Linked DNA regions of Homo sapiens: region 1 is linked to region 2. Evidence: read pairs that join two places in POLR2A ChIA-PET (ENCODE). Cell type or tissue: Caco-2. All regions are shown on one strand. Links, peaks and the distances in the headings refer to the core of each region. The heading gives the core; the rest is flanking DNA. Region 1 overlaps LOC105377805 (basic salivary proline-rich protein 4-like). Region 2 overlaps TFDP1 (transcription factor Dp-1).

Region 1 (15,492 bases), core at 5,526-9,525, 140 kb after region 2:
GCCAGGATGGTCTTGATCTCCTGACCTCGTGATCCACCCGCCTCAGCCTCCCAAAGTGCTGGGTTTTTGTATTTTTAGTAAGAGATGGGGTTTCACCATGTTGGCCAGGCTGGTCTTGAACTCCTGACGTCAGATGATCCGCCCGCCTCGGCCTCCTGTTTTGTTTTCTAGAATGTTACACATCGATTAGGTAATGGCTATCAGTCTCACTTCATACACTCTGGAACATGAAAGACTCCATTTCTGATTTTTTAAACCCATTTTAACCTGCCTTGCATTCCTATGGCCCTGGACAGGTAAGCAATCTCATCCTGGCTTCACTGGGATCAGGGGGCTTGGAGGGGCTATGAGTGGTCGCAGCAGTGGAGGGAAGCCTGGCTCCCGGTGCCAAAGAGCCCCGTGGCCCCCCCAGGCCCACCAGCAAGACCCTCTGCCTGTTTTAGGGCTGGGTTGCCAGACACGATACAGGACATCCCAATGAATTTCAATTTCAGATAAATAAGGAATCATTTTTTAGTGTAAGTCTATCCCATGCAGTGTTTGGGACATACTTGACCTAAAAAATGATTCATCATTTTTCTGAAATTCAGATTTAATGGGATGTTCCGCAGTTTTCTTTTGGTTAACTCTGGCAAGCCTGTTGCAGATTATATATTTATCTGTAAGATCAGCAGTGGTTCCACTGCACAGGCAACCTGTTGGGATAAAACCACAAAAGCAGCTTCGTTTTTGGCTTCTGCCATCTCTTGGGTCAGTTGAGTGGTGTTTTCACCCCTCGATGAAACTCATGCTCACCCCATGCATTCATACAAGGCATTCGAAAGCCCTATTGTCACTTTATTTTTTATTTATTTTTTTTTGAGAAGGAGTCTTGCTCTGTCGTCCAGGCTGGAGTGCAGTGGTGCAATCTCGGCTCACTGCAAGCTCCGCCTCCCGGGTTCACGCCATTCTCCTGCCATAGCCTCCCAAGTAGCTGGGACTACAGACGCCCGCTGCCATGCCTGGCTAATTTTTTGTATTTTTCAGTAGAGACGGGGTTTCACCGTGTTAGCCAGTATGGTCTCGATCTCCTGAGCTGGTGATTTGCCGGCCTCGGCCTCCCAAAGTGCTGGGATTACAGGCGTGAGACACGGTGCCCGGCCTCTTGTCACTTTATTTTTAAAAACTTCTAAATCTTTGTGTCCCATGGAGAAAATACATCACGAATGCTGAGTCAATGATCCTACGGAGACACCCCGGCGGGCCCTGCCCAGTTCTGGAGCTCTGACACTGCCTGCCCCCGCCTGTTTGCTCCCCACCCAGGCAGCACCAGCCTCCTCTCAGGGGCTCAGTGTGCGTGGCCCCATAATGGTCACAGCTCCACATGCGATGAGCTTTGGTGCCTCCGTTCCCGCGGGGCTGCAGTGTCTGACGGTGGCGGTGCATGTGTCTCATGCCCACCTGCCTGCAGAGTGGCCCTGCTTCCTGTGGCCAGCCTCGGCCTCTGGCTCTTCAGGGCTGAGCTGGGATGAAGGAAGGCATCCAGGGCTATTCTTGCCTGCCTGGTGCTGCTGCACGTGGCTCGGTGCCCTCCGGGCAGATGTCTCTATGGACTCTTCATCTGGGCCCTCTGTTGTGGGCAGTCTTGGGGTTTCAGGCCCCTGAATCTGGGCAAATACTCTCTCCTCAGCGGGGACGACCCCCTGCTGCCCTCCCTGGGCTCTCTCTCGGTGCTGCCTGGACCAGCAACACCCCGCTCTGCTGCCCAGGCAGCCGTCTGGCCGGTCTGGGTTTGTAATCTCCCTTGGGGTCAGCAAAGGATGGGACTGCACATCAAGAGGCCCAGGCATCTGGGCATCTGGCTGCAGTGAGGCAGGCATAGGTGCACCCTCTGCAGAGAAGCTCTCAGCTTCAATCCTCTTATCCTCAATGTAGGCCACGGCCCCCTCAGAAGCCCATGGGAATCCCTGCAAGGTGGCTTTGTCTCATCTGCGGAGTTGGCTGATGCGATCGGCTCATGCTGGGGCCAAAAACATGGCAAGAAACGTCCCACTGTCAACCTCCCGGGCAAGCGTGTGCACCTGCAGCTCAGGGCCAGCCCACCACACTGCCTTAGTGACACTGCAGCCGGGGGAGCCACAGGCCGCCAGCAGGCTGAGGAACAATGCCGTGTGACCTTTCCTTTTGTAAAAAACAAAAACTGCAATTTTTATTCAAATAAAAAAAGGGTAAAAATAAAAGTTAATAAGGAAGAGTGAGTCCCTGGATTGTGATATGATTTCCAAGTCACATACTTTCCTTCAGAATTACACACAGGTGCACACATGCGCACACACACACACCTCTACACACATACATGCATGCGACATGCCTTCATTTTCATCTCCATGTAGCTGGCAGACGTCAACATTGTCGGTCAGGGCTGAGTCCCCAGCGTCTGCACTTGCTCACGCGTCCTCCTTGTTGCAGTGAGCACCGGGAGCTTCACCCACATTCACACTGGCTCAGGGCTGTCCTGCGGGAGCTGCCTGCTTTCCCTCTGCCTCTGGCCTCCTCCCCTGGAGGAGAAACGGCTGGAGCTGCAGGCATCTCTCCCGTCCCCTCTGCGCTGCGGTGGTGCTAGGCACTCCCATGAGGGCTGGCAGAGAGAAGGAAGCCAGGGCTTCCCAGGAGAGACCGTGGAGCTCAGCATGGATGCATGAGAGGCCGTGGAGCTCAGCGTGGATGCAGAAGAGGCCGTGGAGCTCAGCATGGATGCATGAGAGGCCGTGGAGCTCAGCGTGGATGCATGAGAGGCAGTGGAGCTCAGCGTGGATGCAGAAGAGGCCGTGGAGCTCAGCGTGGATGCGTGAGAGGCCGTGGAGCTCAGCGTGGATGCGTGAGAGGCCGTGGAGCTCAGCGTGGATGCAGAAGAGGCCGTGGAGCTCAGCGTGGATGCGTGAGAGGCCGTGGAGCTCAGTGTGGATGCCTGAGATGCTGTGGAGCTCAGCGTGGATGCGTGAGAGGCTGTGGAGCTTAGCGTGGATGTGCCTATGGGGCCAGCTGGCCTCTGGGGAGGGCCGTGCCAGAGACAGCCTTGCAGGAAATTTGGGGCCGGTTCTGATAACTCCAGCAAGGGCTGCAGGCTCAGCACTTCTTATTTTATTCCTTTACTCAACTATTTATGATATTGTCAGAGTGGCGGTTCTTTCTTTTTTCCTGTCTGCGGTCTGTGGGTTTGCTGAGTATGGAATTACCTCAATGTGAGCTCCACCACAGCGAGTCCTCGAAAAGCTGGCAGTCTCTGGCTGGGGCCCATTGTGTTTTGTTTTACAATGGGGGTCTGTCCCCTCTGTGAGTGTTTAGACACGTAAATGGGCCTCAATTGCAAATAAAATGTACAGATTACAGGCATTATGCCAGTCAATGGAAGAGCAGTTTTGAAAGAAAACCTCAATCTGATAACATGAAATTACAAATAAATATGAGATTGGTTCTCAGTTTCTATCTAGGCAATTTAAAATGGATATAAGAAGCCTTGATTTGATTTTTAAAAAACCAAGCCCCAATCCCCCAATTACAGTAGTGAAATGTTCTTCCAAGTTCAACCTTTTTATTTGCAAGACAAATGAGCTGAAGGCTGAATGTTACCAAGGGTGAGGCATTGTGCTGGGGTTTGAGGACGACAGCATGGAGAGCGATGTACCTGGCATTCTCCCGCTGGCATGGGTGGGATGGCTCACTGAGCCTCAGCTCTCGGTCCCTGGCATTCTTCGGCTGGCCTTGTGGGGGCGACTGGCTGAGCCTCAGCTCTTGTCCTGTCACGTGGGTCCCAGGAGCCCCACTGCCACCCTGGCCTGTCAGTATCCAATATGCACTGTGTGCTTGGAGGCGAACTGTCCAGCGGGTCTGGTTTCACAACTGCAAAGGGCGTGGCTCTCTCCCTGCAGTGGGGTGATGCAGAGGCTGCTGCACTCTGCACTTTAGAAAAATGCCGCCTAGAACAGGAGGTGCTGGTGAGCCGCCGTTGCCCGGCTCAGGGCTGCGAGAGGGTGGGCTTCAGGCTTCCCGGGGGGTGTAATTCTGCCTTTCCTGCTGGGAGCCCTGAAGAGGTCCCCGGTCACATGGTGACAGAGGCCTTCTAGCAAAGTGCAAGGAGTGTGTTTAATTTTTAAAAATTCATGTCTCTGGGGGCACCTCCTGTCCCCTTCCTGCCCTCACCCCACACCCTGTACAGACAGGCGGGGCGGCCCCTCCCGCTCCCTCATGGCTCGGCTTACGTTATTCATCCCCTGCTCCATTTCATGGGCATTTTGTTACAGGAAGGGTCATGTTTTGCTGCCAGCACTACTGATCCCTGAGAGCTGAGAGCCAGGCCACGTGCACACACGGGTGCCTCAGCAACGACTCCCACCTGAGCTGGGGCCAGGATGCGGAGGCTCTGAACAAACGGGAGGAACTGAGCTTCACAGTTCACGTAACTGCCACCTTCTTAGAGCCCACGTCATTGTCTGAGTCTTGTTGACTCACATCTGCTCAAGCCAATGGGTATTCCCAGCAGTCAGGCCCCCGTGGGTCCCCCATGTCCTCTGCCCAGCGGCCGTGGTGGGTATGGGTAGGAGAAGACCAGGCGTCCCCGTGGCCTCGGCCCAGCAGGTGCTGGTCTGAGTTTGGCAGTTTGGCCTGTATGGTCCTCCTGCAGCTTTTGTTCAGGGAGTGCCTCCTGTGAGAACTGGGGCGAAGGTCCCTGCCCTCAACGAGCTTCTTTTGAACTCAGTAGTGCCTCGGCCACCACACCCCCAATTCCTCCTGCCCTGCTTTTATGCAAAAAAGCCTCAGCTTTTGACTCTTAGAGCTCCAGGGGAGGCCCATTCCCTTGGCAGGTCCCAGCAGCTCCTTCCCCCAACAGGGCTGTGTGGTTGGGGAGGCCCCTCTCCCCAGGTGGAATCAAGGCTAATCGCCTGCCCTGATGGCCCTATCGGGTGAGTCTGGAATCATCCTGATCATTTTTCTGGAGGCTGCATGTACCTTCTTCCTCTGCTTCCTCCCCTGTTCCAGTGGGGGCCAGTAGAATCTGGGGCTCTAGGGAGGGGTCCGTGTGGGAGCTCCAGGCAGGTCTTTCTGTTTTGGTTTCTCCAAAGTCTAAACCCTAAGGAGAAAGAAGCAGGGAAAGAGGAAGAAGGGGATTCACAGGCCTGCGCAGAAAACTAGGAAGGGCTTCCCTGGGGAGGACGGGACGGAGAGAGGGTGGCAGAGCTGGAGCAGGTGATCTCAGCGGCTCCCCAGCCAGGCCTCACTGCAGACTTGGGGGCGCAAGCACCGGACCACACAGCACGCCCACCCTCACTGTGGCCGGAAGATCAGAGGCATGCTGGCCGTGAAAGGCTGCCTGAGCCCCACAGTGGACACTGTGGCAAGTGTGGACCAATGGCCGATGTCTCAGCCCCACCCACTCCGGCCACCACGACACTGCACAGCCTGGACCCAGGCCAGTCCCTGTGTGAGCGTGTGTGCTTGGTGGCGTGTGTGTGCAGGCCTTGTGTGTGTGAGCATGTGCACTCTCAGTAGTGCGTGTGTGAGCGTGTGCATATGTGTGGGGGCGCCTGTGTGTGTGAGGGAGGCCCACGAGGTTGGCAGGCAGACAGGGGTGGGGGTGGGAGGAGAGGCACTGTGCCCTAAGACCAGCCTTGGGAGGGTGGGAGGAGAGGCGCTGTGCCCTGGTGTCTGGGGCCTGGGCCTGCCCCTCCTGGAGCTTGGGGTGGGTACTGGACGGGTTCTGGGACAGGGCGTCTTCCTGGTACTCATGCTGGAGAATCTACTGTGGGCCGCAGGAGGAAGAGGAGCTGCGATGAGGTGTTGCCAGGGCCAGGATTAGGGTTAAGGTTAGGGTTTGCCCCAGAGCCTCCTGGAATTCTACCCACTCAGCACCATCCTCCAAGGCCTGACAAATGCAGCCTCTGCCTGGAACCACTGTGGACCCCCAGGGAGTGGCTCACCAGCTGCTCCTCTCTGCCCCCCGGGGAGTGGTTTCACCTGCTGCTTCCCCAACCTCAGGGAGTGGCTCACCTGCTGCTCCTGTCCGCCCCCCCGGAGAGTGGTTTCACCTGCTGCTCCCCCCACTCCAGGGAATGGCTCACCTACTGCTCCCCTCCACTGGGAGTGGTTTCACTTGCTGCTCCTCTTCGCCCGCCCCCAGGAGTGGTTTCACCCACTGCTCCCCCCCGAAGGGAGTGGTTCACCCACTGCTCCTCCTGCTTGCCTGGGAGTGGTTTCACCAACTGCTCCTTCTCCCCCCAGGGAGTGGTTTCACCTGCTGCCCCTCCGCATCACCCCAAACTCACCCGCTGCTCACCCCCACCACCCCCTGCAGGCCTGGCTACTTAGAGAACCACCTGGGGAGCTTCAAACATCCACCCCCTCCAGCGACTGATGTGCGGGGTCCGGCTGGCCTGTGTCCTGAGTATCTGGGTCCTTAGCCCCTGGGGGACCCTCAGGCGAGGCCACGGTTGACAACCCCCTGCCTGATGTGTTGATCGGTCAGTGAGCTCCTGGTCTGCACACGGGCCGGCCACATCCTGGACTTCCCCGTGAATTCTCCAGCAGGGCAGCCGTGTGGTGGGATGCTGTCACCGCTGTCTGCTTTGTCTCATCGTCTGTTCCATTTCTCTTGCTTCTTACTTCAACTGTGGATTCTTACAGGGCAGAACTGCACGAGTCATCTTTGCACCTTGTCTAGTGTCCTGCACGTAAGGAAATCCAATACATGTGTGTTGACTGAAAGATTAACTTAAAAGTGTACATACAGATAAATGCATGCTTTCCCATTTGGAAGATGTGGTTATGTTTTGACTCAGACTTACCTGGTTTATATCTTGTTTCTCCCATTAGCTATTTGACATTGAAAAAAGTTACTGAATTCTGCGTGCTTCTGTTTCATCATCTGTGAAATGGGCGCCACATGGCAAGGCTGGGATGAGGCAGAAAGTGAAAGTGGCAGCCACAGCGTGAGGCATACAGTAGGCGCTCCATCCACGCTCATCCCGTCTCCCAAACCAGCCACAGGGTGAGGCATACAGTAGGTGCTCCATCCACGCTCATCCCATCTCCCAGACCAGCCACAGGGTGAGGCATACAGTAGGCGCTCCATCCACGCTCATCCCATCTCCCAGACCAGCCACAGGGTGAGGCATACAGTAGGCGCTCCATCCACGCTCATCCCATCTCCCAGACCAGCCACAGGGTGAGGCATACAGTAGGCGCTCCATCCACGCTCATCCCATCTCCCAGACCAGCCATAGGGTGAGGCATACAGTAGGCGCTCCATCCACGCTCATCCCATCTCCCAGACCAGCCACAGCGTGAGGCATACAGTAGGCGCTCCATCCACGCTTGTCCCGTCCCCAGACCAGCCATAGGGTGAGGCATACAGTAGGCGCTCCATCCACGCTCGTCCTGTCCCCAAACCAGCCACAGGGTGAGGCATACAGTAGGCGCTCCATCCATGCTCGTCCTGTCCCCAAACCAGCCACAGCGTGAGGCATATAGTAGGCACTCCATCCACGCTCGTCCTGTCCCCAAACCAGCCACAGGGTGAGGCATACAGTAGGCACTCCATCCACGCTCGTCCCATCCCCAAACCAGCCATAGGGTGAGGCATACAGTAGGCACTCCATCCACGCTCGTCCCGTCTCCCAGACCAGCCACAGCGTGAGGTGCACAGTAGGTGCTCCATCCATGCTCATCCCGTCTCCCACACCCCAATTTGCCCAAAGCCTTCTGAAGGGTGTGGGAAACTTTCAGGAGTCTCTGTTGTTTCTGGGGCAACATCGGGGCTGTGAAAGGAAAATAAAATCTGGGGACTCCAATTCACCGCCAAAGGAAACCCTTAAAGCTGGAAGCTGAGCCCTGTGAGGAGAGGCCTTTCCTTGTGTTCCTGAGCAGGGAGCTGCCCAGCAAAGGCTCAGCGTCTTCACCAGCAGCTGCTCTGCGTTCCCCTGGCCTAGTGCAAAGTCCGACTTTCTGAGCCCAGGACAAATGCATCATTCACCATTGTCCTGCCTGTTCCTTTCTCCTGCAATGCATGGGTTCAGTCTCGCAACCAAACCTCCCTCTTTCCCCTCCAGCCTGCATTTCCCCTTTAAAATACTGAAACCCTCAAAATCATCTTTGGAGAAAGTCACAGAGCTCTCTCCCATGTGTGCCCTTAACCTTGGCAAATGAACCTCTCAATGGATTGAGGCCTGTCTCTCATGCTTTCTGGTTTACAGGGCCCATGTTCATGTGGAGAAAGTCAAGGTAGGAAACCTCAGGGCACTTTCATTTTCCTCTAGGCAGGAAGGAATCTGGAATTGGGAAGGACAGCAGGCATTTTTTCTAGCGGTTCTAGCGAATTATCTTCTTACCGTCAATAACAATTTATCCAGTCTCTCTAATTATCTTCAGTCCGGCGGAAGACAGATTTCCTCATCTAATTGCCTCTTGGAAGAGCTAAAGTAAATTAAATTTAAAAAAATACCCTGATCCCAGGTGACCGCCCCTGCCAAGCTGATCTGGGATTGCAGGAGAGGCGCTGTGGGCCACCAGCTTGGGGCCTGGGGCAGGAGCGGCTCCAGTGGCCAGATCCTAGCCAGCGTCCCTGCCCTGCAGTTAAGCACACGGGCTTTGGGGGTCCGTCCTGGGCCACAACAACCAACCTCCCAGAGCCTCAGTTTCTCGTCTTTGAAGGGGGACCGTGCTGAGATTGTTCAGGGATGGCTTTGGTTTCTGTTACTGAGGCTAAGGCCGGAGGTCCCGGCTCTCAACATGTTTTGCTCGTGTAGTCCTCAAAGAATTTTCAGAAATGTGCCATGTCAACTTTGCATCTAAAATACTTTTGGTTTAGTTGGAAAGGGCAGCAATGTACTCACATGCCGTTTAATGCATTTCCCACAGAACGGGGATCCACAGACGAGGTCCTTTCATCTCGGGGCTCATGGCAACACAGGCCGTGTGCGTGAGCCTGGTCGGTGCCTGAGTCTGCCCCGGCTCTGCCACTGCCTGCTGTGTGACCCTGGGCTGCTCACGCCACTGCCCGGAGCCTTGGCTTCCTTATCTTACACGGCAGTGGTGACAGCCCCTGACGCAAGGCTGTGGCGAGTTTGAACGTGGCGCCTGGAGCAAGGCTTGGCCGGAGTTCACCAAACAGACAAAGGCGACCTGGCTGGGGAGCCAGTCAAAGCGGTTGGCAGAACCGATCTGGCTTCTGTCAGAATTGTTAGGACGTCGGGAGGTGTCCAGTGATGACCCCTCCCTCTGGGTTCTCCGGCCCTGGCGGCTGGGCATGGATGAGGAGAAGGCTGGGCCCTGTGCGAATCCTCTGGGCACAGAATCCGCCGGGCACAGATTCCGCTGGGCACAGAATCTGCCAGACACAGAATCTGCCAGGCACAGACTCGGCGATTCTCCCCTGGAGCCCGGCCTTGCCCCATGCTGTGACTGCTTCTATGTTTGGGGCCCGAGGGTCACGCAGGGAGAGCTGCACCTCAGGGAGGCTGGGCTGGGGATGGGGTTGGCTCCTCTTGGTGGCAGTCGGGTGGGAAGGGGACGCAGTGGACCTGGGGCCCTGGACTCACCCAGATCTACTGTGGGAGAGATTGCATCTGGAAATCAGGGGTCTGGATGTGATTCCCTTAGGCAATTGCACCACCTGGAAAATGTTCGTACGCCCCCAGCATGGAGGTGTCCAAGACGCTGGGACCCTCAAGGTACTGTTGTGCGTCGAAGCCTAACACACACACGCTTATCCCATTACAGCTCTGGGGGCCCAAGTCTAAAACGGGGCTCACAGGGCTAAGAGGGAGGTGTGAGCAGGGCCACACTGCCTCTCCTGGCTCAGGCAAGAGTCAGCACCCCTGGCTCGCAGCCCTGCCCCTCCCTGACGCTGTCCTGCCATCATGTGGCCTTAGTGTCCTCTCTGGTCACACCTCCCTCCGCCTCCCTCCCTGGGGACCTCGTGGTTACATTCCGTTATCACTTGGACAGTCCCAGATCAGTCCCCGCCTCAAGGCCCTGACCCTAATCCCATCTGCAAAGTCACTGTCTCCGTAGCACGTCAGGTGCCCAGGGACAGGCACGAGATCCTGAGTGTGCTGGGATCTTCACTCAGCCAGGCACCCCCTCAAGCGAGGGACTGAGGAAGGAGTAGTAAAGGCCACCCAGCCACGCGCATAACCACGTTTCTCCCGTAAGATCGCGGTGCTGTGCTTTTACTGTGCCATTTCCAAGCTTGGATGTGTTTACATGCACAAATGCTTACTACAGCTCCTCCAGGGATCGGCGCAGGCACCTGCAGCACAGGTGTGCAGCCAGGGCCACACCGTGAAGCCTGGGCAGGCAGTGGGCCCTGCCCTCCAGCCGTGTGAGTCGCTGCGATGCTTGCACAGCGAGGGGAGCACAGCCATGGGAGCACAGCCACGGGAGCACCTCAGGACGCCTCCCTCAGCCATTGCTGTCCTTAGGCTTCTGTGGGAAGAGACTTAGGGTGTTGGTTCCCACCCTGGGCCCTGTTCTATCCCATTCCTGAGGGCCCAGGGACAGGGCTGTTCCCACGTCCGAGGAAAGCAGCTTCCAGGGGAGCAACGGAGGGGCCTGTCCCTGGGAGGGGCTCAGCCAGGCCGCAGGGACCTCACGAGGAGGCCTGGGATGAGGACACTCTCACCTTCCTCCGCCCCTTCATCTCCTGCTGGTGCCTGACTCTGTGGGCGCCCACGGGGCAGGCTCCGGGCCACTCCAGAGCGCAGGGCGGGTGGAGGAGGAAGGGTGTGGGGGCAGGTGGCGGGAACCACACAGGCCTCAGTGGAGCCGGTGCCTTCATCTCAGAGGTCCTCATGGCAGCACTGTTGCCCCAGGAGGTGTCTGGGGACATGTGTGGGGGTCAGGGTCTTGCTACAGGGCAGGGGCACCATGGGTGTTCGCCGTGGGGCTGGGAGGCAGAGCCTACACCTGGGCACAGTCCTGCAGACCTAGCACCCATGAGCCACGGCCGCCTCGCCTGCCCTCATGCTGGCCTCAGGTGCCCCTCACAGGTTGACACACCCGGCTTACTGTCCCCAGCACCACACTCCTCGGGGATGGCTGCGGCTGGCGTGGGTACTCTCTGCAGCTGTGCTGACCCCACAATGGGGTTGGCTTTGTGGGAGTCGAGCCCCATGTACGTCATCAAGGGCTTCCATGCCCTGGGCTATGTTGCTGCTGGTGGGACTGAGCCCTTGCTCAGACTGTGGGAAGAGCCACTTCAGGCCTCACCCAAGACAGCCCAGAGGCTGGAGTGGCCTCTCCCCACCAGGTCTGTGCAGGTCGGTGCCCCAGAGGCCCCGCTCACACAGGAACAGGGCGGCTGACTCCCTGCACCCCTGGGGGCCCCGTGAGGTGCTTCCTTCGAGGGTCATGGGGTGGAGTGGGCAGAGCACGGCTCCCAGGCGCAGGCCCGTGTGCCTCCCTCCAGCCCCCAAGTGCTCCTGGAAGTTTTCCCGGGGTCTCCACACATCTATTTATGTCTGGCCTGTTTGAAACAGGACCCAGCAGGGCCGTGTCCGGCACCTTGTTTATCTGCCCAGACTCTTCGGGCTGTGCATTTGTTGAAGCGTTGGCATCATTTGTTCCACAGAACAGCAGTTCTTCACGTGTGGTCCTTTGGGTGTTTTCAGGGGGGTCTCCAAGACCAGCACAGTCATCTCGGGCCCCTTGCCTTTTTCTCTGTGTTGACATTCGCGGCAATGGCAGAGGGCTGATGGTGGGACACCTGCTGGTGCCTGGGCCCAGATCAAGGTGGCTTTGAGCTCGTGAGGCTTCTCGCCACCATCGCCAGCAGCATTCGGCAGTGACGTTCCTTGTGATGGAGCTGGAGGTTTGCGCACAGTGCTTTGTGTGTGCCATGTGGGCGTCTGGCAGCCAAGCTGAACCAAGCTCCTTTATTCTTGCAACACCAGTTTCCATGGAACAAACAGCGAACAGCCCTGCATACCCAGGCTTGGGTGTTTTCCTGAAAACAACCAAGTAAGCCCATCCCTGTAAGGAAAACAGCTGGGAGTATCTGGCACCAATGATACAATGTTGAGCTTTCAAATGACAAGAGGAATTTTTGAAAACTTGTTTCTCGCATTGTGAGTGTGACAGCTTCCGAATAATTCTCCACATGACCAGCGTGTGATTCCTCAAAATCATGCATAGGTAAAAGACCCATTCAAAGAGCAAAGGGGGCCAGTGGATTTTCATGAACAAAACTCACGCTCAATGAATGCAGAAAGTTGTCTCCACACACAAGCATTTATGTGTTTGTGAATGTGTGTCTCTGTGTACGTGTGTGTGCATGCCTGTGTGTGCATGTCTGTGTGTGGTGTGAGTGCATGTGCACGTGTGTGCGCATGTGTTTGTGTCTGTGTGTGCATGTTTGTGCAGTGTGGTGTATGTGCGTGTCTGTGTGCCTGCATGCATGTGTACGTGTGTGACTGCGTGTGTGTGCGTGTGTGTGCACGTGTATGTCCATGTTTGTGTGTGTGCATGTGTATGTGAGTGCATGTCTGTGTCTGTGTGGTGTGTGTACATGTGTGCATGCATGTTTGCATTTGCATGTGTGCATATGTGCATGTGTGCATATATGTGCACGTGTGTATGCGCATGCTTGGGTGTGTCTGTACGTGTGAGTGCATGTCTGTGTGGTGTGTGTACATGTGTGCATGCATGTTTGCATGTGTACGCATGTGCACATGTGTGCATATACGTGTGCATATCTGCATATGTGCATGTATATACACATGTGTGTAGGTGCATATTTGTGTGTGCATGTGTGGTTGCATGACTGGTGTGTGTACATGTGTGTGCATGTACATGCGTGCATCTGTGCGTGTGTGCATGTATGTGCACACGTGTGTATGTGCATGTGTGTGTGCGTGTGAGTGCATGTATCTCTGTGTGGTGTGTGAGTACGTGTGCATGCATGTGTGCGTGTGCACGTGTGTGTGCGTGTGTGTGCATGGGCACGTCTGTCTCTGTGGTGTGAGTGCATGTGTGTGCATGGGCATGTCTGTGTCTCTGTGGTGTGTGTGCATGTCTGCGAGTGTGCATATGTCTGTGTCTCTGAGTGGTGGGTGCACACGTGAATCCTCCTCCTTGATGCTAGCTGCTCTTACCAGAGCCAGTTCTTGTGGGGAAGCTGAGTGCTCTGTAACTCCCGTGTCTCAGCTCCCTTGCGTGGCCCCTAGAGGCAGACGTGGGAGGAATGCCGCAGCCTCGGAGAACCAGGTCTGGCATTCTTGGTGCTGGTCCCAGGGTCCCGAGGCCTGCTTTCCACAGTCACGCTGTAGAGACGGCTCCTTGTGGAGACACCTTCTGTGTGCAGGCACGAGGTTTCTCCTCTGCCCCAGGCTTCGGTGCGGAGTGTCTGGGGGGACAGAGCCACCAGATGTGAACGCTGTGCTAGTCGCCCTCTCTGGTCTCTCCCTTGGCGTGGCCAGACTCCCCGGTGCATCTGGACATCGTGGCGGGCAACTGCCATTTACAGACACGGGAGGACGTTTTGCATGACCCGCCTTCTGTGTGTTTTCCCACTCTTTGCAAACCCATTGCTTTTCAGCTCGGAGAGTTGCTTTCCAGTTGTGCCAGCTCCGTGGCTGAGGAGGCGGTTTCTTTCCCGTTGTGCCGGCTCCGTGGCCGAGGAGGCGGTTTCTTTCCGGTTCTGCCGGCTCCGTGGCCGAGGAGGCGGTTTCTTTCGGGTTCTGCCGGCTCCGTGGCCGAGGAGGCGGTTTCTTTCGGGTTCTGCCGGCTCCGTGGCCGAGGAGGCGGTTTCTTTCGGGTTCTGCCGGCTCCGTGGCCGAGGAGGCGGTTTCTTTCGGGTTCTGCCGGCTCCGTGGCTGAGGAGGCGGTTTCTTTCCGGCCGCGCTGGCTCCGTGGCTGAGGAGGCGGTTTCTTTCGGGTTCTGCCGGCTCCGTGGCTGAGGAGGCGGTTTCTTTCGGGTTCTGCCGGCTCCGTGGCCGAGGAGGCGGTTTCTTTCGGGTTCTGCCGGCTCCGTGGCTGAGGAGGCGGTTTCTTTCCGGCCGCGCTGGCTCCGTGGCCGAGGAGGCGGTTTCTTTCGGGTTCTGCCGGCTCCGTGGCTGAGGAGGCGGTTTCTTTCCGGCCGCGCTGGCTCCGTGGCTGAGGAGGCGGTTTCTTTCCGGCCGCGCCGGCTCCGTGGCTGAGGAGGCGGTTTCTTTTGGGTTCTGCCGGCTCCGTGGCTGAGGAGGCGGTTTCTTTCCGGCCGCGCCGGCTCCATGGCTGAGGAGGCGGTTTCTTTCCGGCCGCGCCGGCTCCATGGCTGAGGAGGCGGTTTCTTTCCGGCCGCGCCGGCTCCATGGCTGAGGAGGCGGTTTCTTTCGGGTTCTGCCGGCTCCGTGGCTGAGGAGGCGGTTTCTTTCTGGTTCTGCCGGCTCCGTGGCTGAGGAGGCGGTTTCTTTCGGGTTCTGCCGGCTCCGTGGCTGAGGAGGCGGTTTCTTTCCGGCCGCGCCGGCTCCATGGCTGAGGAGGCGGTTTCTTTCCGGCCGCGCCGGCTCTGTGGCCGAGGAGGTGGTTTCTTTCCCGTTGTGCCGGCTCCGTGGCTGAGGAGGCGGTTTCTTTAAGGTCTTTTCTGTGCTGATGTTTTAGCTTTACTGAGATTTTGTTGCTTATCACACAATTCACCATTGAAGTGTCCTGGGCTGATCTGATGCCGATGGCCTCCGAGTCAAATGCTCTCTAAAGGAAATTCTCAGAAGATCTCCGGGGAAAAGCACACATAATTTATAGAATTAGAAAGCAAAGGATTTGTAAGACATCACAAGGAATTCAGTTACCAGTTAGGACTGGTCACCTCCAAACTTAAGTACAAAGAACTTATTTACTTCTTCCAAGGAAATTTATTTGGGGGATTTTTTATGTGGCCATGATGATGCTGTCAGTGGCCGAAGCTGCATTCTGGCAACTCCAGATCCTGGGTGACTTTGCCTAGCTCTGCCCGGCCTGGTGTTGCAGGAAATACGCTAATTCCAGGCACGGAAGCTGGGAGTGCATCCGGTCTGGGGAGACTTTGCCTTTCTAAGAGGCTCTCAGTGCTGTTGATGGTGCACATTCGACCTTTGAGACTTGGAGAAATCAGATTGCAGAAATGATGCAGAGCACCTGAGCAGAACCAATCTGGCGTGAGACACACACGCACACACACACACAATCAGGCGCACCCACCCACACATATACACACACAGGTACACAGTCGTGCACCCATCCACATACGTGCAGTCATGCACACAGCCCTGCACACAGACCTACACATACACATGCGTGCACACAGACATGCACACACACAGTAGGGGCCCTAAGCAGGCGTCCTTAGCCTTTCTGCTCTGAGCTCTGCAGCATCAGAACCTGCTGCCATAACTGAGCCAAGTGAACTCCTGAAGCAGGAGCATCCCCGGGCGTGGCAGGGGAGCGCCCACCACCAAGATTCTGCTGCTGTGCTCGGGGGCAGTTGTGCCTTTTCTGTTTTTCTTT
Region 2 (15,492 bases), core at 4,657-8,656:
GTGGCTCACACTGTGGTTCTGTGGCCGCCGTCCCTCTGTCCGCTCGGGGTAGCCAGCTTCCTCTGACTCTTTCTTAGGGTGATGTTGGGCACCACCCTCGCCTGCAGCTCATCACCTCTGGATGGATCTTGTTAGGTGTGTGGCTTTTCCCTTAGTTTAGAAAATGAAATCGCCTTATTGCTTTGTTCGGTTATGAAAATGGAAAGTTTATTTAAAAACGTAGGGTGCAGAAAGGTGTCAGAAAGTAAGCAGTCATCTGAAATGACAGTCAACGGGGCTCTGCTGTTAAGGCTTTTTGGTGATTGTTTCTGGGGATGCCCTAGATGTGTGTGTTTAAATACACATGTACAGTACGGAATTCTAAATAAATGAACTCACATGTTTTGTTCACTGCTATGTTTTACTCAACAGTTTGTCCTAGGTTTTTTTTTTTCACATCAATAAATATAAGCAGAGATAATTCTAAAAAATTTGTGGAACGTTTCAGACACACACAAAGGAGAGAGATTGTGCTGGTGCCTCGTCCCTGTCACGGACCTGGGTGACTCCCTGCCGGGCCAGGGTGATCATTAAGTAGTTATTAAATATTCTGACATGTGTCTCTCAGAGATAGTCATTCACTCTTATTGTCACATAGGCAGCATTTACATTTCTCAAGTTGTCTCAAATTTGGAAAGTTTGTTTGCATTGGAGCCTCGCCCCCTCCAGGCTGCTGGAGTCTGGTCTCGCTGATGCGCCCTCACGTACTCCACCCTGTTGATGGGCTGCCCTGGCTGAATGTTCATCCTTCGAAACCCTCAAAGGTGTTGGGTGTTGGGGCCTTTGGGAGTGACTAGAATTGAGTGAGGGCACGCGGGTGTAGTCCCCCCTGCCCTGTTGGATCAGTGTCCTGATAGCCAGTCCCCACGGCGAGCCTGCCCTTTTCCCACCTTGCGAGGCCCAAGGAGGAGGTAGTAGGTGCAGCCTGGAAGCTGGCTCTGCCCTGACCTCCCGCTTCCACATCCAGGACCGTGAGAGAGAATCCTTGCACTTAGGGCTCCAGGACTACGAGAGAGAACCCAGGACCGTGAGAGAGAACCCAGGACCATGAGAAAGAACCCAGGACCGTGAAAGAGAACCCTTGTGCTTAGGGCTTCAGGACTGCCAGAGAGAATCCTTGTATGTAGGGCTCCAGAACCGTGAGAGAGAACCCAGGACTGTGATAAAGAATCCTTGCACGTAGGGCTCCAGGACCATGAGAGAGAGCCCAGGACCGTGAGAGAGAATCCTTGTATGTAGGGCTCCAGAACCGTGAGAGAGAACCCAGGACTGTGAGAGAGAATCCTTGCACGTAGGGCTCCAGGACCATGAGAGAGAACCCAGGACCGTGAGAGAGAATCCTTGTATGTAGGGCTCCAGAGCCGTGAGAGAGAACCCAGGACCGTGAGAGAGAATCCTTGCACGTAGGGCTCCAGGACCGTGAGAGAGAACCCTCGTGCTTAGGGCTCCAGGACCATGAGAGAGAACCCTCACACATAGGGCTCCAGGACCGCGATAGAGAACTCAGGACCGTGAGAGAGAACCCTTGCACGTAGGGCTCCAGGACCATGAGAGAGAACCCTCACACATAGGGCTCCAGGACCGCGATAGAGAACCCAGGACCGTAAGCGAGAATCCTTGCACTTAGGGCTCCAGGACTGTGAGAGAGAACCCTTGCACATAGGGCTCCAGGACTGCAAGAGAGAACCCAGAACCATGAGAGAGAATCCTTGTACGTAGGGCTCCAGGACCATGAGACAGAACCCTCACGTGGGGATCCAGGACCGCGATAGAGAACTCAGGACTGCAAGAGAGAACCCAGGACCCAGGACCGTGAGAGAGAATCCTCGCACGTGGGGCTCCAGGACCATAAGAGAGAACCCTTACACGTAGAGCTCCAGGACCGTGATAGAGAACTCAGGATGGTGAGAGAGAATCCTTGCATGTAGGGCTCCAGGACCATGAGAGAGAACCCTCACGTAGGGCTCCAGGACCGCGATAGAGAACCCAGGACCGTGAGAGAGAATCCTTGCACGTAGGGCTACAGGACCGTGAGAGACAACCCTCACACGTAGAACTCCAGGACCGTGATAGAGAACTCAGGACTGCAAGAGAGAACCCAGGACCCAGAACCGTGAGAGAGAATCCTCGCACGTGGGGCTCCAGGACCATGAGACAGAAGCCTTGCACGTAGGGCTCCAGGACCACGAGAGAGAACCCTCCTGCTCTTCCCACTTGATGCTTTTGCTCACTCGGAGCGTGTTTGTGAGATGAGCCTTCACGCTGTCCTGGATCTTCTCCAGATGCGAGGTTCTTTTCTGCTGCATCCCTCCTCTGTGGTGGCACCATCTCCTCTTGCCTGAGGTGGGGAGGTGTTGGCCTCCGTAGCTGAGAAGGGCTGGGCCTGGCGGTCACCCAGCGTCTCCTGCCTGGACTTAGCAACTTGAACCAGCAGCGTCTGTCACCTCCTAGTGCCTGTTAGGAGCCCAGGTCCCCGTTCAGCCTGTCCCGGGCGGCCCTGGCCTGTGGTGCCCTGAGTTGGTCTGGGCAGGACCACTTTCAAATTAACTCACCCGGCTGCTGGTGGGATCCCGCTCCTTGTGGGCTGTTGGTGGGGGTGTGTTCTTGCACTTTGCCTTGTGGGCCCCTGCGTAGGGCAGCTCGCTGGTGGCTTCCTCAGGGTGAGCCAGCAAGGTCAGAGTCGGTCTCTTGAGGCCACCCTCACCCTCACCAGGCTCTGGTGCTTGGTGGGAGCAGGGCAGGGCAGCCCACTTGGGGGCCCCTGCAGGGCCAGGGCACTGGAAGGGATGGCTAGGGCCACCGGAGGTCGTCCCTGAGCTCTGGGGTTGTGTTTGTTCCCAGGTGTGCTCTCCAGGGTCCAGGAGGACTCGTGGGAGCTCGAGGCTGGGGTCCCAGGCCCGGCCCCAGAGGAAGGGCCTGTGGCCAGGTGCGCGGAAGGTGCTGGCTATTTGTGGTGGGCAACCCAACAGCCAAAAGGGAGGAGCAGAGAGAGTTCTCCGCAGGAGTTGATGGGGGAGCAGACAGAGTTACCCGCAGGAGTTGAGGGAGGAGCGGATGGAGTTACCTGCAGGAGTCGAGGGAGGAGCGGAGAGAGCTACTCCCTCTGTAGCTCTGAGAGGAGGACAGAGCTACTCCCTCTGTAGCTCTGAGAGGAGGACAGAGCTACTCCCTCTGTAGCCCTGTAGCGGACAGAGGAGGGACGGAGCTACCCGCAGGAGTCGAGGGAGGAGCGGACAGAGTTACCTGAAGGAGTTCAGGGAGGAGTGGATGGAGTTACCCACAGCAGTCGAGGGAGAAGCGGATGGAGTTACCCGCAGGAGTCGAGGGAGGAGTGGACAGAGTTACCCGCAGGAGTTGAGGGAGGAGTGGACGGAGTTACCCACAGGAGTCGAGGGAGGAGTGGACGGAGTTACCCGCAGGAGCTGAGGGAGGAGCGGACGGAGTTACCTGCAGGAGTCGAGGGAGGAGTGGACTGAGTTACCTGCAGGAGTCGAGGGAGGAGTGGACAGAGTTACCCGCAGGAGTTGAGGGAGGAGTGGATGGAGTTACCTGCAGGAGTCGAGAGGGGAGCGGATGGAGTTCTCCGCACGAGTCAAAGGAGGAGCGGAGAGAGTTCTGTGCAGGAGTCCCGTGCTGGGGCCAGGAGGGTCCTGGTAGCAGGCGGGGCCCATCCCAGCTGCTGTTTATAGAGTGGCCTCTTCCCCAGGTCTCTTCATTCATTATGCAGTTTAATGTGCAGTGCAAGTGTTTTCTGCCCTGGGGTCTGGCGCAGGCCACTCCAGTCCTCAGGGGGATCCCTCAGTGCAGCTGGGTCACTTTCTTCTCAGCTCTGCTTACTTTTGAAATTAAGATTGTTCCTTGACACTTTTATGGCTGTTGCGTAGGCAGAGTTGAGTGGCTGTGACAGAGACTGGGTGACCCTCAAGCCTGAATCATTTGCAGGGTCCCCCCTGAGAAGTGTGCGGCCCTGGCGTCCCTCTCTCCAGCCCTGCCCTGGGCCTGGCTTGTGAACCTGTGATGTCGGGACTGCAGGGCCCCTGCTGGGCCGTTTTCTTACCAGGCAAAATTCCTGCTTCACAGAGTTGATGCCAGGGGTGTCAAATCTTTTGTTTTCCCTGGGCCACATTGGAAGAAGAATTGTCTTGGGCCACATAAAATAGAATAACACTAACAATAGTTGAGCTAAAAAAAAAAAAAAAACGTATAATTTACAAATTTGTGTTGGGCTGCATGCAGAGGTGTCCTGGACCACATGCAGCCTGCAGGACACAGGTCGGATAAGCCTGGTTTATACTCTAGTGGGGAGCTGTTAGCAATGGAAATGGTCAGTTGTTCAGTAGATTAGAAAGTGCAGAGAAGAGCAGGGCAGAGAAGGGTGAGACAGCGTGGGGTCCAGGTGTATGCCCCACCTGGCTGCTGTGTGTTGCTTGCTGACCCCCTCATGGGCCTTCGAGTGTAAGGGAGAGTCCTCTTCATGCCCTCGCACCCTCCTGGGTCTCTAGGGCTTGTGTGTCCCCAGGGGAGGAGCCCCCTGGACACACCCTGGCGGGTGCTGGCTGGCAAAGAGGGAGGCGTTGAGGGCCCGGGCAGCGCCTCCATCCTGGCCAGGCAAGTGCAGCTTCAGGTTGTGAGAACCGTGGTCACCTGTGTGTTTTAAAGATGACGGCAGTGATAGGTCCCCTTTTGGGCCTGGCATGGAAATTAGTCACATTCGTAGACCCTGTCACAGAGTGGGCACTGGTGATGTCATCTTTTATAGTTCTTATTTTCAATTGATTCAGCTTTTTCTAGCAGCATGGCGTGTTTTACGAACGTGTGTTTTGCTGTTACTGCTGCTACTCATAGTATGGTTTTGTCTAATGTAAGACAGAAGAGAATAATCTACTGTTATCTCCATGAAGTACAAACACAAATACAGTTGAATATAGTTTTTCTAATAGAAATTAAGGTTAGTTTTAGCCAAGGAGCACCTTTGCTGTTGGCTTATATGTTAATGTGTTTAGCACCTTGAGGTGTCCTTACTGGCAGGTAGGGTTGCATCTTGAGTGTAAAGATTTAACAGGAAAATAAGTCCAGTGCACATGTCTTAAAATTAATAGCAATTTCAGCAATATGTTAAAAACACGAAGCTAGGCCAGGCGTGGTAGCTTACACCTGCTTGAGCCCAGGAGTTCGAGACCAGCCTGGGCAGCGTAATGAGACCTCGTCTCTACTACAAATAAAAAAAAATTAGCCAGGCATGGGGTGCATGCCTGTCCCAGCTACTTTGGAGGCTGAGGTGAAAGGATGGCTTGAACCGGGAAGGTCAAGGCTGCAGTGAGCTGAGATCTTACCACTGCACCCTAGCATGGGTGACAGAGTAACAGCCTGTCTCAAAAAAAAAAAAAAAAAAGGCAAATTAAACTATTTGTGTTTTGGTGGTGCTTGTTACTGAGTTCCTGTGGGTCACAGCCCACAAGAAATGCAAGGAGGACCCACATGAGGGTCTTTCCTACAGCTCCTTACATGCTCAAGCTGGTAATTGTGGTCTAGTAGTAGCTACTGAATATCAACCCATAAGAATGACTTCATATTAAAAAACCACAGAGGCTATAATTGGGTCTGTCTTAGTAAGTTCTAAAGTGTCAGTAGAGACCCAGACTCACACCCACACTCCTAAGGGCAGGACACAGGGGAGGCTGTGGCCTTGGATCCTGTGTGGCTGAAATGGGGTTGCCTATTCAGGTGCTGAGTTTGAGATGGGAGCTGGCCCCTGGCCTGGAGAGTGGGGACTTGTGCCGAGGCCACTTTGCTGTTGCCCAGCAGGCCAGCGTGCACCCCTTGCGCATCCTGTTGACACGAGCACTGAGCGGACAGACCTCGGCTGTCCTGTTAACAGGTCCCACTTAGCAGCCTCCGTTTACAGCCAGCCCGGGACCTGCCTGGCAGGACCCCTGGTAGTTCTGTGTCATAGGAGCCCCTCTTTGTTCCAGGCCAACCAGGACAGGCGGTCACCCCACATACAGGGTTCTGAACGTTCTGACGTTACAGCGGGGGTCTGGTGCTGTTGTCTCAGGCAGGAATGGAGGCTGAGGGTCTGCACGTTTACTGCTGTGTGCAGGCCCCGTCCCAGGAGCGAGGTGGAGCCCATGTGAGGAGGTTGTGGTCTTTGTAAAGGTGAGCAGCAGCGAGTCATGAACTGCAAGCTCTTGGTAGGTTTTGGACGGGACGTGGCTGGCTGAGCTTCCTCTTGGCTGTGTGGAGCCTCAGCAGGGCGTTGTGTTTGACGGCAAATGGGAATTAAATCATGGCATCGTCACTGTCTTTTTTAGGGACGATGCTGCACTTAGTTCTTGCGACTCTTCCTGTTGTCAGTTGGGGCGGGGGGGCGTCATAACATTCTTTCCTGTCCTTGGGGGTCACCTTCCAGGAAAGGGGTGGGTGTCAGAGAGTGAGTGTGGCTTTGAAAGGCTGGTGTTGAGTGGGATCTCGTTTTTCAGGTGATGGTGCCAGTGATCTTTCCGTGCGGAACTAAGTTTATGCAGGGTTCAAGATCCATTCAAAGATAAATTCAGTGACGACCTGGTTGATGAAAAGAACCACTTTTTTTTAATGTTCTAGAGAAAACTCTTTAACTGCTGTATTACTTATCTATTGCTGTGAAACAGACAAATGTAGTGGCTTAAAACAACAATAAGCTGTCTTCTCCCACACAGCGGCTGTGGGTCAGGAGTTTGGGAGTGGCTCAATTGGGTGCTGCTGTCCTGGATTCTCATGCAGTTGCAGTTGAGATGTTGCCCAGCTCTGCAGGCCTCAAGGCCAGGGTCTGGGAGTCTGCTTCCAAGATGTCTCACCCTCGCAGCAGTAGCAGGAGGAGCCCTCAGCACCAGGACCACCTCAGGGCCGCTTGAGTATCCTCACACCGTGGCACCAGCTTTCGCCAGAGGGCAGGGAGTGACCTAGCTTCAGAAGTTGCCCCTTATTTCCATCCTCCTGGGGGTCACAGAAGTCAGTTCAGGGAGGAGAAGGTGGCACGGTGGTGAGTGTCTGCAGGGGATCCTGTGGGAAAGCAGCGCAGTGGTGAGTGTCCGCAGGGGATCCTGTGGGAAGGCGGTGCGGTGATGAGTGTCCAAGGCGGCGCGGTGATGAGTGTCCATAGGGGATCCTGTGGGAAGGCGGCGCGGTGGTGAGTGTCCGCAGGGGATCCTGTGGGAAGGCGGCGTGGTGGTGAGTGTCCGCAGGGGATCCTGTGGGAAGGCGGCGCGGTGATGAGTGTCCGCAGGGGATCCTGTGGGAAGGCGGTGCGGTGATGAGTGTCCATAGGGGATCCTGTGGGAAGGCGGCGTGGTGGTGAGTGTCTGCAGGGGATCCTGTGGGAAGGCGGCGCGGTGATGAGTGTCCGCAGGGGATCCTGTGGGAAGGCGGTGCGGTGGTTGAGTGTCCGCAGGGGAGCCTGTTGGAAGGCCGCGTGGTGGTGAGTGTCCGCAGGGGAGCCTGTTCTGGTTGCTTGGGCTGCTGTCACAAGAATGCCATGACCATGAACTGGGCAGCTTGTAAACAACAGGAATCCACCGCTCACAGCTCGGGAGCCTGGGAGTCCACCATCAAGGCCCTGGTAGGTTTGGTGTCCAGTGAGAACCACTTCTTGGCTGGTAAATAGCGTCTTCTTGCCGTGCCCTCTCCTGGTGGAAGGGCCAGGGAGCCCCTTTATCAGGGCACATACTCCATCCAGGAGGCTGTGCCTTCATGGCCCAGTCACTTCCAAATACCGTCCCAAGCAGGATTAGGAGGACCACATGTGAAGACGCCGCACAGCCTTCCTGGAGGCTGTGTGCCCCAGCCCTGCCATCAGCTGCCTGCTCCCGCTCACGTCTCCCCAGTTCACCTGCCTCCAGTGCTGGTTTATAGAACATTTGTGTGACTTCTTCAGATGATCTGTAAACAGAGGCAGTCTAGGTGGTGTTTTGTTTTCTAATTTCCTTTATGGAAAGGAGAGTTTGCATTTCCCTTGTGATTTTGACACACATTGTATTATGAAATATTTTCAGTGTTTGTCAAACTCGGTGTGGGGTAAGCGCATCCCACCAAGATAGGCGCTTACAGGCAGCCAAGGAACCCACCGTGTGGTTTCCTTTTAGGTTGGATTTCCTGTCTTACAGCCTCATGTTCCTAGTTGGAAATTAAGGTTGAGACTGTAGCCAGGTGTGCATTTATTCATCCGCCAGCTCTGGAGAGGTCTGCTTTAGAGGCCCTGCGGCCCCAGAAGTCATGCCTCTGAGTCCGTGGTTCTTAGCTGAGGGTGGCTTTGCAGTGTCCGGAGATGATTCTGGTTGTCCCACCCAGGGTGAATGAAGGCTGAAGATGCCGCCAAACACCCTGCAGGGAGGCTGGCCCCTGACAGAGCCGTGCAGGCGGCAGCGGCAGCACTGTTGCTGCGGCTGAGACAGCGCAGGGCGTCATTCATCCCCCTGCCTCCTGAGCCCAGAGCTTCTCCAGGAGAAAGCTGAGGAAAGGGGCCAGCCGTGAGCTGCGGGTGCTTGCCAGGGATCTGGTGACACCTGGGCATGTGGCTGGTGGAACCAGCAGGCCAAGGCTGTGGATTTTGAAGTGCTGTCTGCCATTTCCACTTTCAGAAGCATGAGTTGCATAAGGAAGGGGAATGAAAGGGTTTTTCCTGGAGCAAAATGATGCTTGTGGCAGACACAGTTGGAACCACAGACGATGCCACGCTTGTGTCAGCAGTGCGACACTGGCCCACGTGTCGTCCTTGTTCTCTCCTCATTGCTGCCGTCACTGTGTGCTGCGCATGCCCTGCAGTTACCCCAGAGCTTTATGTCACAACATTGAGGCTGGCGGAGAAAGACCGGCCCCTTCACCCCACCTTAGACTTCCTGGAAGGGCCGCCCGGGTCCACAACCTGGCCCGTTAACTCCCTGGGCAGCTGCTGGGGAGGAAGAAGCACTGCCCGCAAGGAGGGGCTGTGCCAGTGGGTGGCGGTGACGGGGGCCAGTGGTTTCCTGGACCTGGGTTTCCTGGGTGTGGGCTACTCAGGGATTGCTGAGTTCCCATCCCAGCCGGAGCTGACCACCAAGTCGACGGGGCAGAGTGAGAAACATCCAGGCCACCTGTGCCGCAGCCCCCATGGCTGCCGAGGTCTCCCCTGGGCAGGGGCAGTTGGTGTTCTCGCAGGGCCTGTGTTGGTGCATATGAGGAGTGTTTTCTGTGAGCAGCGGTGGAACATTTACAGACACGAGCGTCACAGTGGCTGGGCAAGGCCCGTGGCTGAGTGCACGGTGGCCCTGGGCGGGGCTCCTCTGTTGGGGCCTGACTTGCTGGCATTTCATGGAGGCCGCAGGCAGCCGCTCTTCCTGGGGGTCTTCCACATGCCCTGCAGGCATGGGGAGGAGCAGCCCCCACTCTGTCTCTGCCCATCAGGCTGCCCCCGCCAACAGAAAAAAGGCACTGTGCCACCCGGGGCAGTGCGTTCCCAGTGCCAGTCCCTGGCCCTGTACTTTTTAGCAGGCGCTCATGCTCATCCTGGTGAGGGAGGGCGATAGACAGGGACAGCGGTGCAAAATGGCTTCAGAGCCTGAACCACGGTTGCCACAGGCTGGGGCTGGAGTGCAGACACCATACAGGGGAACTGGGCAGAGCCCTGGCTGTGCAGGCGGGAGGGCAGTCATCCTCCACAGCTGGGACTTGCTCCGTCAGACCCCCAGCAGGGCTTCCTCCAGCTCCACGCACACGGGGCTGGAGCATGCTGCACTCCCACACAGATGCTCGAGCTGGGCCCAAGCCTGACCAGCCCTGGCCGAGGCCCTTGACTCCTGGCCTCACCCACCACGCCTTAACCTCCTGGCTGTAACTTCCTGGCCTTACCCTTCTGGCCTTACGCACCTGGCTGTTCTCTCCTGGCTGACCCACCTTGTGTTTAACTTCTCGGTCTTACCCAGTGTGCTTGCTTTCACCTCCTTGGTCATAGTCACCTGACCTTAACCTACTTTGCTGTAGTGTCTTGGCCTTCATCTCCTGTGGGTTCTAGCCCACCATAGCCACTTGGCCGTGTGTACCTGGCTCAGCCACCTGTCCAGACCCACTCGCCTTTTTCTAACTGGCCGTACCCTCCTGCCCTTTCTCTCCCAGGCTTAACGTCTCGGCCTTACCAACCTGGCCTGGATGGTAGTGCCCTCATGGTGACCAGGACATCTAGCGTCTCACACCTGTAACACACTAATGGGTGCCAGCACAGAGCCACGCATGCCGGCCTTCAGGCACCATCGTTGACCGCACGTCATGCTTTTCCTGGTGTCGTATGTTTGTGCCAGCGTAGCCCTCTGCGGGGCCTGTGCCGGTGCTGTGTCAGGTGTGGTGGCCTCAGAGCGCCTCCTGGGTGCAGTCAGGTTCTTGCTCCACGGCTCTTTTCCTTGATATTGCGTCACACGCCGTCTGTGGGCCCCTGGGGGTGGTGGAGCCTTGATCCCAGCCCCTTGGTGTGGCCAGTGGGATGCAGCCCCCCTGCACATCCTACCTCACCTGGCTCTGTGTGCAGGTGGTCAATGGGACATCCACCCACCTCCCAGCAAGTCCCACAGCCAGGGCTGGGACGGTGCCTGCTGGACAGCTAGACTCAGAAAGTGCAGTTGGACCCGGTTGGAACGGCAGTAGTGACTGTCTTTTTTTTTTAGCGTCCTAGGATGTGAACTTGCCGTGGTCCTCGGGCTTACGGGCAGCCCTGGCTTTCCTCATCTTCTGTGGGGAAGTGGAGTTGTGAAGATGCCCAGGAAATTGCCCAGTGGTCTTGCAGTGGTCGTCTTGCTGGGCTTTGAGTCTTGGCTGCCTCCCCTGTGTCCCCTGACTGTTACCTGGGTGGCACCAGGGGGTCTTGGCGTCTCCTTGTTCCCATGGTGTGTCCCCTGACTGTTACCTGGGTGGCACCAGGGGGTTGTGGCGTCTCCTTGTTCCCATGGTGTTATCTACGGAAGGGTGCATTCGGGTGCCTTTACCCTCAGCGAAGGCAGCAACCCTCATCGCTGCCCCCCAGCCCCACTGCCTGAGGTGCGTGGCCTCCTGGGACCCTGGGTACTCAAGCATGCTGCCGTGTGTGTGCTCACACTCAGGCTGCCACGCCTGTGCTGCCAGCACGCCACTCCCAGAGGCCGCCCCTCCAAGGCCTCCTCTTGGGATGGCTTTTCCTTCGCAGAGCCCGGCCTCTGGGGACTGACATTTTGTTGGGACTAGGAAGAGAATAAAAGATTTCCATGGCTTTCTGGAGAAGCAGGATGAGGTTGACAGTTCTGATAGGAGTCCCCCTTAATGTGTCTTGCCGTGTGGCTGTACCATTACGCGTGTGCTCTTGCCGTGTGGCTGTACTGTCATGTGTGTGCCCCTGCTGTGTGGCTATACTGTCATGTGTGTGCCCCTGCTGTGTGGCTGTACCGTTATGCGTGTGTGTCCTGTGTGGCTGTAGCATCACTCATGTGCCTCTGCCATGTGGCTGTACCATCACGTTTGTGTGTGCTTGCTGTGTGGCTGTACTGTCACGTGTGTGCCCTGACGTGTGACTGTACTGTCATGCGTGTGCCCCCACCGTGTGCTGTACCATCACACGTGTGACCCCGCTGTGTGGTTGTGCCATCATACGTGCCCCCACTTTGTGGCTGTGCCATCACACATGTGCCCCCGCTGTGTGGCTGTGCCATCACGTGTGCCCCCGCTGTGTGGTTGTGCCATCACGTGTGCCCCCGCTGTGTGGTTGTGCCATCATACGTGCCCCTGCTTTGTGGCTGTGCCATCACACATGTGCCCCCGCTGTGTGGCTGTGCCGTCACGTGTGTACCCCTGCTTTGTGGCTGTGCCGTCACACGTGTGTCCTTGCTGTGTGGCTGTACTCTTACCTGTGCCACACTTAAATAGAATGTGTTTAACATTCTATTGTGAACATTTTCCTCATCATTACAATCTTGATTTTTCAAGACTGTGTGGATTCTGTAAGTCATGGCTAATTCCTGGTGGACGGTGCTGTTTTGGCCCTGTAGGTGCCATGGTGATAGTGACATTCCTTCTCCGGACCTGGCGTTCTCCTGGTTGTTCCTGGAGTTGCTTGCTTAACTGTGGTCCTTCTGCCTTTTTATGACGTTATTTGATAGAACCCTTGAGGGTGGTTTTAAACACCCCTAGTTTCGTAGCCCTTTTAGCTGTCATATTTATTATTGTTTTGTTGCTTTCCGCAGGCCGGTCTAATTGAAGCCAACGGAGAACTCAAGGTCTTCATAGACCAGAACCTTAGTCCCGGGAAAGGTAAGGGCACCTGTTCTGGACACACTCTTGTGTTGATGAATGCATGAAGCTTCACATGTTTATGAAGCTGTTGACGCTGAAGCCTCTTGCTAATGATGGCATCTCCTGCATGGGCACCTTTGTGCTCCGGGAACCCAGGAGGGTGGGCGTAGGAGCCTTCTAGCATTTAGAACACAGCCTGCACACACACCAGTAGCTTTGTGGATTTTGAATTCTAAGGTATGTATACTATTTGCAAAAGTTTAGAAAAGGTAGAATATTGTAAAGAAGAAATAAAGATAGTTTGTTTTCTCTCCACCCAAAGATAATGACGTTTCAGCTGTGGTGTGGGCTCTTCCAGAGGCCGGCCTCACCTGTGCTGTTTGAGGAAAGATGGGCCTACCATGGTGCATGCCTTCTGCGAAGCAGGCACTTGCCACCTTTAACGCTTCGCGTGTGTATTTTACTAGCTCTTGAGGAAGAGCCGTTTTTCTTGTCTTGGGGAATCCAGGGGAGGAAGTCAGCTGGAGAGGTTGAAGCCACCTCTTCCAGGGTCCCACGGTTGGTAGTTTCCATTTTACACCTCGGAGTGGTGCTGTGGTTTACGTTCGTGAAGGTGTGTGTGCTCACCTGGTTACTTCCTGGGTAAACTCCTTACCTGTGCTGGGTCAGGGCACGCCATTTAGAAGCTTTGATGTGCGATGCTTGGCCCCTCGTGAGAGGCTGTGCTGTGTGGATCTGGGATTGCGTGCAGGGTAGTTCGTTGTGGTTTGTTGCGATATTCCTGGGAGACAAGCTTGTGGAAGAGCTTGCTTTGTCCCAAGACCTGTCTGCCTGCAGAGCCTAGTGGGTCCACTGAGTGCCCTGGTCGCAACATCCACGTGGTCGCATCAGCCCAGGGAGGAGCCCAGAGGCCTGGATGTGTTTCCGTTTTGGGTTCCTAAAAGGAACCTTAAGATTTTTCTAATTATTCCCATATATAAAATTAGCTTTTTTTACTCTTAACATTGTGACCCTTGTAAGTGACCTCTCAGTGCTTGCCATGGCTCTGGGGCGTGGGAGTGTGGTGACCAGGCCCCCACCTCTCTGCTGAGGCTTGGCCTTGCCACCCGTCCCTTTCTGTCCAGTGCTGGTGCGGGCGCCCATGGTGCCATCTGCCTCCAACCCCTACATGCTGTGGATCCAGGTGTCTCCTTGGGGCCTGTCCCTAGGTCCTGCTCTGGTCTCTTCCTTGAGAGAACTTGGCTTTGTGACCTGAGCCAGCCTGCAGCCTCCCCAGCCTCCTGCTGTCCCCGGGCCCTGTCAGAGGGAGGTGGTGGGACTGGCCCTGCTCTTCTGCTGAAGCAGGTCCTTCCCTGCCGCTTTTCTAGGAATAGGGACCAAATCTACGCAGCCCTTTTGGGATTATTTATGAGCTTTTTGTCTTGATCATTTGAGGATTCACAGATTGCTTGAGAGAAATATCGTTTTAGTGTAACTAATTGAACACTTAAAAGTGGACAAGTTGCAGGCGTGACATTTTCTGTTCAAGTGGTGAAGCAGAAATAACAATAAAAAAGTTCACCATTTTATTTGCTTGGAAATGATGAAGTCTGTTACTATGGTGTTGAATTTGAATTTCTCTTGTTAGGTTACATGCAGTAGGCTTTCTTACCACATGTGGGCTGTCTCCTTTTCCATTCTTACTCACAAATCTGTGCTTGAATCTGTAACAAGTTTAATTGAGCTGAAGAGTTGAATTGCAGGGATTAGGAAGGAACATATTCTGCATTCATGACATAGCTGAAAATGTTCTGGTTTTGAGCCGGCCCAGCAGGGCCGTGCATTTCCCCTCAGCTCGCCCCGCGTGCCCCGGCCCCCAGATCCCTCCCACATGAGCCTTGGGACGGTCAGTTCTTTCCCTGGATCGCCGGCAGCAGCTCCTGGACCTCCCCTGCCCTCACCTGGTGTTGATTCCACCGCACAGACGGTGGTTTTTGTTGTTGTTGTTTTGGAGATGGAGTCTCACTCTGTCGCCCAGGCTGGAGTGCAGTGGCGCCGTCTCGGCTCACTGCAACCTCTGCCTCCCGGATTCAAGCGATTCTCCTGCCTCAGCCTCCAGAGTAGCTGGGATTAGAGGTGCCCACCACCATATCCAGCTAATTTTGTATTTTTAGTAGAGATGGGGTTTCACCATGTTGGTCAGACTGGTTTCGAACTCCTGACATCATGATCCGCCCACCTTGGCCTCCCAAAGTGCTGGGATTACAGGCGGGAGCCACTGCACCCGGCCACACGTGGTTATTTTAAATTTGCTTTTGAATCAGTGACACGTTCATGTTTTTAAATTTTGAAGTATGAAAAGGTGCAGAGAGGTTTCCTTTTTTCCTCTTCTGTCCATGCAGGTGAGCACCAATGTTCACTTCCGGTGTTCGTTCCAGAGAATTCTGTTTAACAAATAGAATGGTTTGTTGGTGTTTGCATGTGTCTGTGTCAATATGTGTGCATGAGTGTGTGTGAGGAATGTGTGTGTCACTGAGTGTGCATACGAGTGTGTGTGTGCATGAGTGTGTGTGTGTATGCGTGAATGCGTGGGTATGTGAGGAGTGTGTGTGCATGTGTGTCTGCGTGAATGCGTGGGTATGAGTGTGTGTGTGCATGAGTGTGTGTGTGTATGCGTGAATGCGTGGGTATGTGAGGAGTGTGTGCATGAGTGTGTCTGTGTGTATGCGTGAATGCGTGGGTGTGTGAGGAGTGCTTATCAGTGCATTGTGCGTGTGGAGTGTCTGTGCGTGTCTGTTCATGGGTTGCATATGTGTTGAGTGTGCATGTGTGTTGAGTGTGCATGAGTTGTGTGAGTGGATGTGAGTGTACCTGTGAGTTTGCGTGTGTGTGCATGCGTGTGAGTTGTGTGCGTGTGTGTGCATGTGAATTGTGAGGAGTGCATATGGAGTGCATGTGTTGTGAGTGTGCATGAGTTCACGTGAGTTGTGTCAGTTGTGTGCGTGCGTTTGTGAGTTGTGTGTGAGATGTGTGTTGTGTGCATGAGTTGTGTGCATGAGATGTATGTGAGTTGTGTGCATATGCACGTGTGAGTTGAGTTGTGTGCATGGAGTGTTATGTGCGTGTGCATGTGTGTGTGTTGTGTGCATGAGTTGAATGAGTTGTATGTGTGTGTTGTGTGCGAGTTGAGTATGATGTGTGTGCGTGTGTGAGTTG

Evidence for each region. Peaks named below come from ENCODE experiments on the same cell type or tissue, not always from the same donor. Only the 100,000 strongest peaks of a DNase experiment are listed, where the experiment ranks them.
Region 1: POLR2A ChIA-PET joins it to region 2 with 5 read pairs; 2 of 35 experiments call an interaction of 5 or more read pairs at or near these places.

What each region holds. Positions count from the first base shown.
Region 1 is chr13:113,738,324-113,753,815 of GRCh38, forward strand. LOC105377805 (basic salivary proline-rich protein 4-like) reads right to left here. Exons shown (of 3, transcript XM_047430843.1): 1 at 13,125-15,492; 2 at 6,351-6,698; 3 at 3,555-5,107. The coding sequence starts at 14,482. The coding sequence ends at 13,490. It overlaps LINC00552 (long intergenic non-protein coding RNA 552), which reads right to left and starts at 12,766. Exons shown (of 1, transcript NR_028064.1): 1 at 10,188-12,766. RefSeq lists an enhancer at 4,929-5,430 and a silencer at 14,878-15,096. In Caco-2, for the core only: no CTCF peak of the experiment used is centred there; a DNase peak (open chromatin) is centred at 7,948.
Region 2 is chr13:113,598,748-113,614,239 of GRCh38, forward strand. TFDP1 (transcription factor Dp-1) reads left to right here. Exons shown (of 12, transcript NM_007111.5): 3 at 12,249-12,315. Among named protein-coding and RNA genes, the nearest start is that of TFDP1, 22 kb to the left of the region's middle. RefSeq lists enhancers at 14,580-15,144, 15,145-15,492. In Caco-2, for the core only: no CTCF peak of the experiment used is centred there; no DNase peak of the experiment used is centred there.